2 separate regions of the Homo sapiens genome follow, and region 2 is linked to region 1. Evidence: chromatin loops called from intact Hi-C (ENCODE). Cell type or tissue: tibial artery. All regions are shown on one strand.

Region 1 (5,000 bases):
ATTTTATTTGTTATTTAATGACCTTCCCTTTCTCCTGTCAAACCATTGTTGATCTGTTAGTTTTAGCCAAGTCTTAGCTCTGTGAGAAGTTATTCACCGTCTCTGTTCCTTAGATTTCTTTTATGCAAAATGAAGGTAATAATGTTTATATGAAAATATTGCTGGATAACATATAATAAGATAATGAATAGGAAGAGATGAACATGTAACTTGTAGAAAATAAGCAATTAAAATATTTGTTATCTTCCCATTCTACCCTCTTTCCCTTGCTCACTTTGAAACTCAGCAAGAAGGCTACAAGAATGAGATTACAAAATCACTTCTTAATATGTTTTATTTTTTTTGTTCCTTTAAGCAGAATTTCCAAGGGAGAACTATTTTCATTAATAAAGTGCCTTTCATTTGACAGAGTAAAGCTTTATCATTTTATAATTTGTTTTTAATGCATATTCCCAGGGCATTCATCATTCGTGCTAATTATTTTTGGCTAATTACATACTAAAATCTTCACAAATATGCTCTACAAAAGGAACAGAAAATAGAGACTGAATTGGAGAACAAATACATCAACAATTCTTTCAATTTTATTTTAATGATGACAGGTCTTTTGAGATAGAAGCATTATATCTCCATTTAAGGAATACTACAAAGACATAATAAAATTATAAAGTTGGTCAAGAGACAGAGAGAAAGGAGGAGAAATCACTATGCTATACAATTTAATGCATAAGATGCTATTAGAAAACTGTGTTCATCAGGCCCAGCAAAACCCAAGCAGGGTGCAAAGGAAATACTTCCAGTCTTTATTCTGGCTAACAGTTCTGCATTATTGACATCATTGAGCATCCTATCTTATATGAAGGGTTTGACTTTCATACCTGGATTTCCATCCAAATGGCTATCTACTCCCATTCAGTCTCTTCAATGGCCTCTTATTTAAGTGTTGATAGTCCCCAGGGTGCTGTCCTTAGGTTGTCATCTTACTTTGCACATTCCATAGTGAATCTCATTCACTCTTATAATTTTGACTATCTTCTAAATACTAACATTACCCAAATCTGGAAATCCAGAATTTCTCTCCTGAGCTCCAGATCCATATTTAATACTGCCAATGGGTGTATTGACCTGGAGGACTGCCACATATTTCAAACTCAGTGTGTCTAATACTGAACTCATTCCTTTCCTCTACAGATCTGTTCCTCCTCATAATCTTCTGTCATATAACTTACAATCATCCTTAATTATCCTACTCACTCACCATCATGAGTTAGTTGATTTTTCACCAAATTCTATAGGTTTAGATTATTTTTCATTCGTTCTCTTGCTACATTTCCTCTGTTCTTTTTCCTTGCCCTTTTATAGTTTCCTGTCTCCTTGCCTGATTTTACACCCCCCATACTGCTCTCAATCTATCCTCTACACTGCAACCATGCCTATGTTATACAGTAGAAATCTGTATCACCAACTGGCACCCCACTGCCCTTAACATAAAACCCTAACTCTGTAACTTGTTGTATAGTCAGCCTCTGGATCTAGCCTCATCTCTTAGAACTTATTTTTTTTAATGCTATAGCCTGGGATTGCCAAAAGACTTGATTTTTCTTGAATGAGGCTTACTTTTTTACACCCCTATTCCCATTTACCTTTTATGTTCTGCTTCACTTATTTTTCAAGACTTAGCTCTGATGTTATTTTATCTGGAAGATATTTCTCCTAATGCCTTCTCTCTTCTCATTTTGTATTATGAATTACTTTCTACCGTACTGTAAACCAGATATTTGTATTACTACCAATTTAACCACTTGTATGTGTGTATATATACATACATATATATACACATTCTATACACTGATAAAACATATTATAATAATGTTACTAATATCTTATATTTATTGAGCATTTACCATATCTCAGGGAATGTTCCAAGTTCTTTATGCATGTTAACTGATTCAGTCCTCATACCCTGTTTACTATTATTAATCTTTACAGATGTAGACATTGAAACACAAACAAGTAAAGTAATTTTCCTACTGTCTAACAGAGCCAAAATTCAAATTCAAATAGTCTGGTTCCAAATCTTGTATTATTAACCATTTTATACTGGCTTTTACAGAAGGTAAGACATGCCTTACCGATTTGACATCAATCAGATAACATGTTGGTCCAGTAATGACAGCAGGTTCACTCCAGCTTATGCTGATGCTAAAAGGTGATGTTGCTACTACATGAACATTTTCAGGAGGACCATCTGGAGCTATGACAATAGAAAATTAATTATCTAGCTACATTAGAATTAGTACTTGCTACAGCACAATAATAGAAAAGACCATGAAAAATGGATAGTCATAATAAATTAATTTTAATTTTACATTAATTTATATTTCACAGAGTGCTAAAGGCATTACCAAATAAAAAGATCCAATTCTTTAAAATTAGTTACTCTAGATGAACAACTTCCACATGAAAACTTAATTAATTAAAATCATAAGTTCATTATTTTAAAACTTGAAATAATATTTTGAAAGGAAAGCATTACTATTGCTAAAGTAAACCTTTTTAAGCAAATATTTTTATTTTAAAACAGTTAACCTAGCAATGCTGTTTTAAGAAAACCCTTGCAGAAACGTAGTATTTGACTACAGAGAGATAGAGAAGCACAGCTGAAAATTAAAACTGGTATAATGAAAGTATACATATATTGTTTTACAAATGTAAATTGAGTTGATTTTATTGTTTTCACTGAGGGTGGAGAATATGAAATGGTTATTCAATTGTTCTGATCTATTATTAGAAATGCAATCTTCAAATATTTCTTGAATTCCTTATGACTCCAATTAAATTCTTTAATTTGTTCTACTTTCTTAATTTGTCCTACTTTGTTATTTTTTCAGTAACGCAAAACAAGAGACAATATCTTAAAAATGTTTCTGTTTAAAATCCTTATGTGTACAATTTCAATTTGTGAAGCCACTGGGAATTAGGAGAGATAATAGTATGCAGGGAAAGATTTAGCCACAGTTAATTTCACACAGACATTAACCTAAGAACACTGCTGCACACACCTCTGTCCTCCTGGGGCCCCTAGTCAATTCTAATGATATTAAATATTGAGAGATAAGTATTTCCCAATATTTTCAATTTTTAAATACATATGGGCAAACATTATTGAAAAAGTACTATCCCACAGATCCGGAGAAGATATAATCAGGAAGATGAAATATTCCTTTCCTCAAATAACTCATAATCTAGCAAGAATACAAGTTGTATGATCTTGGTGAAACACCAAAATGTTTGGACCTCAGTTTCCCCATCATATGAATATTTTATAGTGCTTTAAAAGAAATTATGAAAACAAAGTATGTAAAAGTGGCTAGTTCAGTATTTGCCACATTGTTGTCAATTACCAAGGTATCATAAAAGATAAAGATAAGGGATAAATAGAAATAAATAACATATAATCTACAATGAGAGAGCAAAGTGATGATACAGATGGGGCAGGGTTGCAAGGTAAAGATGCACAGTGAAGGTGGGAATTGCACTAGTCTTTGATAGATGAGAAGGATAGAGCAGGGTTAGGGGCACTTCTGTGATAAGGGGAGGATCATAGAAAAGCCACAAAGACATAAACAACAGGACCCACAGACAGATAGAGTTGTATTGCTGTAGAATTGCTTATCTTGGTAATGTTATTATTTTACAAGTAAAAAATAAATTACTCTAGGAAGGAGTCAATAAACTTCACCAGATTTCCAAAGGGATTCATGGTACAAAAAAAGATTCAGAATCCCTAAATCCAAGAAACAGAACTATCACAGAGAGACCAGTATTTATGGAGGAATAAAAATGTACAAGCCCAAGTAGTAATTTAGGAATTAAGCTAGAGAGTACCTGATTGTTACGTTAAAGAATTTGGAGTTTATTCTTTAAATAGTGGGATTCCGCTGAGGTTTTTGAGAAAAGAATTATTTTTCCATTGATTTAGGAAGACAACTCAGGTAACTATGAAAAAGTTAAGTTATTTGAAAAACACTGAGTGTAGATAAGCTCTTTCCAAAAGGCCAAGTAAAACATGAGATCCTAAATAAGAATAGTGACAGAAGGGATAGATAGAAGGAGATGAAACCTAGAGTCACTATAGAAAGATTAATAAAAAGAACTCGGAATAATTTGATGTGGGTGCAAATTGAGATAGAGAAAGTAGTAAAAGCTAACTCATGCATTAATATTAGTGAATTTTGGCAGTTCACAACAGCACATTCAGGAACATACACTGATTTTGGTGGGGTAAGACTATGGTAGGAGATGACAAATTTGGATTCATATTCATTGAGTTTGAGAACCTCCAGAAGTCTGAGAGGCCTATCTGGCAAATGGAAAGATGAGCTTGGAATGAGGCAAATAGGATCAGAATGGAGAAAGTTTCTGTCTTTGTTTTTAAATTGCAGATAATTTCTTGCAAGTTGGGATGGTATAAATATGGGCAGTATATCTGGTTCAAGTGAATCACATGCTCTGAAGAGAGTCAAAAGGTTTATTTCAATACTAGAGAGCTATAAGATGTTACTATCATTTGAACATGTCCCCTCCAAAATTTAGATGTTGAAATACAATGGCCAATGTGATGGTATGAAGAGGTGGGGCCTATAAGAGGTGATTACGTCATGAGAATACCTCCCATGGTGAATGGGATTAAGGTCCTTATAAGACAGGCTTCACTAAGCATTTGGATAGCTTGCTCTTCTGCTTTCCACTGTGTGAGGACACGCGTTCCTCCCCTCCAGAGGGTGCAACCCTCACCAGATAAGCAAATCTGTCTGCACCTTCATCTTGGACCTCCCAGCTTCCAGAACTATAAGAAAACAAATGTCTATTCTTACAAATTACCAAGTCTCTGATACTTTCTTATAGCAACACAAAACAGACTAAGAGATTAATAGTGGTGACAATCTTTAAACTGTGAATAAGTAATTGATATTTAGAATATATTTCTTAGGCATATA
Region 2 (5,000 bases), 170 kb after region 1:
TTCTCTATTGCGTTTGTAGGGCTAATCTTTCCCTCTTCTGTGCAACTACAATAAGTTTGGACATACTTCCATTGCTTCGCCTGTTGCACTGACTTATACTACATGTGTTTCCATACTTGTATTCTTTACTATGCTGTGGATATCATAAGACTATGCTTTTTCATGTGTATAACACATATTAGGATGTCAAAGACAAAGAACACATTTTTAGGAGAATAGATGATCCCAAATATACCACATAATTCCACTGGCTAGATCTCTAATTCGGTGTGAAACTGAATATAATATTAACCTCATTTATTGATCACTGTGTGTCAAATAATGTTTTATTCAATTTATATTTCACATGTTATGTCGAAAATCTGCAGAACAGGCCACGCGCAGTGGTTCATGCCTGTAATCCCAGCACTTTGGGAGGCCAAGGTGGGTGGATCACCTGAGGTCAGGAGTTTGAGACCAGCCTGACCAACATGGTGAAACCCCGTCTCTCCTAAAAATACAAAAATTAGCCAGGTGTGGTAGTGTGTGCCTGTAATCTAGCTACTCAGGAGCCTGAGGCAGGAGAATTGCTTGAATCCGGGAGGCAGAAGTTGCAGTGAGCCGAGATCGCGTCATTGCACTCCAGCCTGGGCAACAAGAGCAAAACTCTGTCTTATTAAAAAAAAAAAAAAATCTGCAGAACAGCCCACTAAAATGAGCATTTTCATCCTCTCAAATAGTCTATAGACTGTAAGTTTTCAAATTTCAAAAAATTCTATTGAAATTTTATCTTGAACAATACAATATATAACAGAAATGTGAATTTCTTAAATATCAAAGAGAATTTGCACACCTGCAACAACCCTGGTAAACATGCCACATCCTCCAAGGTTGCCTCTTATTCTGTGTACCATGATGTTATATATTACACCAGGAGTCACATCTGTAACTGTGTGCTCAGTCACCACTTCCCAAATAAGACAGTCTTTTGCAAATGTTCTATTTGATATATAAATCTTATAATGGGTGAAATTGATCTCTGTTGTATTCCACATTAAATTTGAAGAAATATTCACAGCTTTCAAAATTAAGCCACAAATCCTAGATGGTTCTAATGAAAAGGTAAATTATATATAAATAGAAATTACACATATATTAGTAAAAATAAAGCAATTATGAATATTATAATTTAAATATCTATGTAACAGTCCTTTAATTTACTCATGTATAATGTTCTATATGTTTATCTCTGCAAATAGAAAAATAAGACATTACATATGGGTTTTAATTTAAGTGACACAACAATATTCTCTCTAGTTCCCAAATATCTTTCCTTCATCAGTCATAAATCATTCGTGATAAAGGCATTCCTTTAGCTTTGTGCCTCTTGAGTGCTTGTAGCCATACATATCCTTATATGACATAATCAGAATTTTGTTAGCTACCACCAAGCACATAGCTAGATGCCGAATGAAGATGAAAGAGAATAAGTTAGAGAGGGAGCGAGGGCTAGGAGTAAGGGCATTTCCAAATGTCTTCTTGTTACATCAAAGCTTTTAGCATTCCTATATTGCTGCATTTTTAATCTGTTCATCGATACAACTAATGTTGCTACTTGCATTATCATTTAGTCTCCACTGAGAGGCAACCTCACAAATTTTCATGAGAACTGTTGATAACTAATACTATTATTCCACCTCACCCAAAAACATTACAAACCAATTTATAATAAATTTACAAACTTCAGGAAAGAGAAACAGAATTACTCTGTTTATCAACCCTCAGGTCAGTAGAAAATGAATTGTGCTTATATTATTATGGCATAATATATATACATGTGTATACATATGTATTCCATGTATCTAACATATATAACAATATATACATACACACATATATGCATACTTTTGGCTTCAGATTATTTTTAAAAACTCTGTGTGTAGCTCTCAATATATCTAGACATACAAATAATTTTTTAAATTCACATGTTTTTTGAGTTCTCTTAATCATATTCTTAAGATCATCATTACTTATCAGCTTTTATGTCTTAAAACAACCATAATCATGCTTAGCCAAAATATTTTCAAGTGTTACAGAACTATAAAACTAAATACTACCTATGATCTTTCCTTACTTATAGGCACTTTTTTCATTACAGATACACTGTAACCTTTGCCTTTAACTTTCTTCACTTGAAACATGTAGTCCATGCCCAGAGTCAATTTTTTTACTTTGGCTTTGTTGCCATAAACAATCACTTTAATCAGCTTTTCCTGTCTGGATGGCATGCAGTATGATATCTAGAGAAAGAGAAAAGTAAATTTATATTTTCCAAAGTTTAAAAAGCACTAATTCCGTAATAATCATATTTATAGTAATTACTACTACAAGGTAGAGGTTGTGATCCTTCCTATGTTCACTAAGGAATAATTTTAGGCTAGTAGAGGCAGAATAACTCAGTGAAGTTCACAGAGTGATAAGCATAGTGGATTGTCTTAGAAGTTTATGTAATAAAAGACCAATAGACTCCATGTGTTTTTAAATTTCACATGTATATATACGCATACAAACACAAATACTGATTTTTAAGTGTATATGCATATAATAGATACATTACATAAAGAGTAGGCCTTACTCTTCTGCACACCTGAAACAAAAAAATGTAAAAATGTATTTTAGAGATAGCTAATCATTATGGATAGTACCTACGACCTACTCTCTCAACTCCATGTAAACAGAAGACTATAGGAAGGGAAAGAAGAAAATCAATGGGGTCCCAAGTTTCTGGCCTAGCAGAGAATATCATGGCTTTTCCTTGGCTGCCCACAGAATGGGAAATAAGGTGCTTCTGCACACATTCTGACTCCAGCTAAATGAGGAGGGGCCCATGTGTATCACTACCATACATCTAGAGTGCCTGCTAGAAGGATTGACATCTCTCAATTGGACAGGTACTTAGGCAGCAGACTTCCTGCTCTGCCCCTATTCCTTACTGAGCAGAGCAAAGGGAAACTAGAAACAGAAAGCAGAACAAATAAAGTGTTGCTGTGGAGCAATTTGTACACCCACCTTTGCCTGAACAAAAATGCCAGAGTCTCCCATGGGTCAAGTATGACAACAGAGAGTGATCAGTCTTGGATCATCTTACCATTACCCAACCCAAGATCACTGTCACTGTGCAAGAAGACCTAGCAGCAAAAACCAGTGAGATATGATGCCAGATGAAGGAGCTAATAGGAGTTACAAATGTTGAACCAGAGCTGGGTCTGCCAAGTCAAGGAAATAGGCAATGGAAATAACCTCCAAGGTCCTCCAGAAAACTCACATATGTGCCTCAGGAGACAGCCAGTGTTTGAAGAACTGTTAATCAGATATCAGTGAAAGCCAGTCAGTATAGTCAGGGGAGTAGTAAAAAGCAACGAGAGAGAACTACAATAATAGACACCTGAAATAGAAAAGGCACTCCCAGTTCTTGTTGCATAAATTAGTGAATAAATGATAAATTCACATTTCATTCTGGTCCATCTTTCATCATAACCTAGGCCAAGTCTATGTATTATTCATTAAAGCTCTGAGAGTGAGCATTGCCTTTAGAAATTTTCAGTGGAGTAATCTGATATTTCCAATAACCTGGAGCTTTTTTTAATCCATTAAAAGCTACTTATAACAATCTTTATTCTTCTTCATTCCATACTTCATGTTTGTAGAATGGAAAGAAAGATACGTCAATTTTATAAGTTATTTAAACTTTGTTATGCTTTGAAAAACAGCTATTATATGGTAGAAGTCAAACAAATTTCCTAAGCAGACATAGTTATCACTGTCTTGTGGGAAAAGTGCTTCATTAATGAAGAAGATAATCCTGAGGTCTAGAAGCATACCATTGCTTATTGATTCATAAGGTGTCACTGATAATTACCTTACTTGTCTGACATATGGAGTGAGTAGAATGCTAAGAACTTCTGGTATGAAAAAGGATGGTAGGAGAAAATATCATGCAATTATAGTAGAATATAATCTTAATGAAGTGCTAAGTTCAGGCATAGTCACATTAAGACATTACCGAAGGGTAGAAGGAAAAGAAACTGTAGTGATCTAATGATAATAGTGTTTGACTAATTTTTTAATATGTAATTCAAAAAATAGAGGATTATCCCCTCCAAAAATTATGTAGAATACACATGCCTAATAGAAATGTAATTTGTGTTTTATTTCCACTTTTAAATCATACTTTGGAGGCATGTGATGATTAATTTTAAATGATTAGAGAAATGATCCCAATTATCCAAGTGCGCTTTGCTAAGCAACCAGGATACTGTTACCTAATTCATTAAAATTTAACAAATAATCTAACTGGCCAAGAAAGACTCAGATAACCATTAGTGATATAATGTGGTCAGTAATATTCTGAACCTTAAAGATTAATATGTTTCCTTAAAATCAGTTTCACTTAATAACATACATAATTTATATCGCTGAAAAAATGTGCTCAAATAGAGTAAAAAGTAATCGTATATATATTTAACTGACAAAAAATGGTTTTATGGCCTCAGTTAACCCCATAGAAGATCATTCCATTTGACATTTGCCTTAAGATGTAAGAATTAGAACAAACAGAAAAGGTTAAGAAACATAAATCTTTTACAATTAATATTAAAAATGTGTAAGGTTTTCACTACAGAATACCTATAGTGAATATAGGAATGAATTGAATCATTCTGGAAAGGATGGAATTTTTCATGAGTGATTTATTATTCAGGATGCCCCTATCACTGAATGACATTTACAAATGACAAATAGAATACTAATTCCTGACTTTGTGACCTTGTTAGTGTAGAATATCCTCACCTCTTTTCCATGAGCATGAATCACATCTTTTGGTATGATTTGGTAATCAGGGAAGGGTATAGGGAGATTATATTCGAGCTGAGAACTCAGTGACAGAAAAAGGTTAACCAAAACTGGAGGGAAGATGCACGTACAATGGGAATGTCAAGCATTAAAACCATGTAGGGTGGGTG

The links. A loop is a pair of places that touch in the nucleus more often than their neighbours do. Peaks named below come from ENCODE experiments on the same cell type or tissue, not always from the same donor. Only the 100,000 strongest peaks of a DNase experiment are listed, where the experiment ranks them.
Region 2: a loop joins it to region 1, with 2.2 times the contacts of the local background. A loop is called at or near these places in 2 of 110 quality-filtered maps.

Annotation. Positions count from the first base shown.
Region 1 is chr12:80,602,313-80,607,312 of GRCh38, reverse strand. It overlaps PTPRQ (protein tyrosine phosphatase receptor type Q), which reads right to left. Exons shown (of 45, transcript NM_001145026.2): 27 at 2,133-2,254. The region is part of intron 1 of LOC105369867 (a long non-coding RNA gene); the gene reads left to right. Among named protein-coding and RNA genes, the nearest start is that of MYF6, 100 kb to the left of the region's middle. In tibial artery, no CTCF peak of the experiment used is centred here; no DNase peak of the experiment used is centred here.
Region 2 is chr12:80,432,215-80,437,214 of GRCh38, reverse strand. No RefSeq gene overlaps it. Among named protein-coding and RNA genes, the nearest start is that of PTPRQ, 9.5 kb to the left of the region's middle. In tibial artery, no CTCF peak of the experiment used is centred here; no DNase peak of the experiment used is centred here.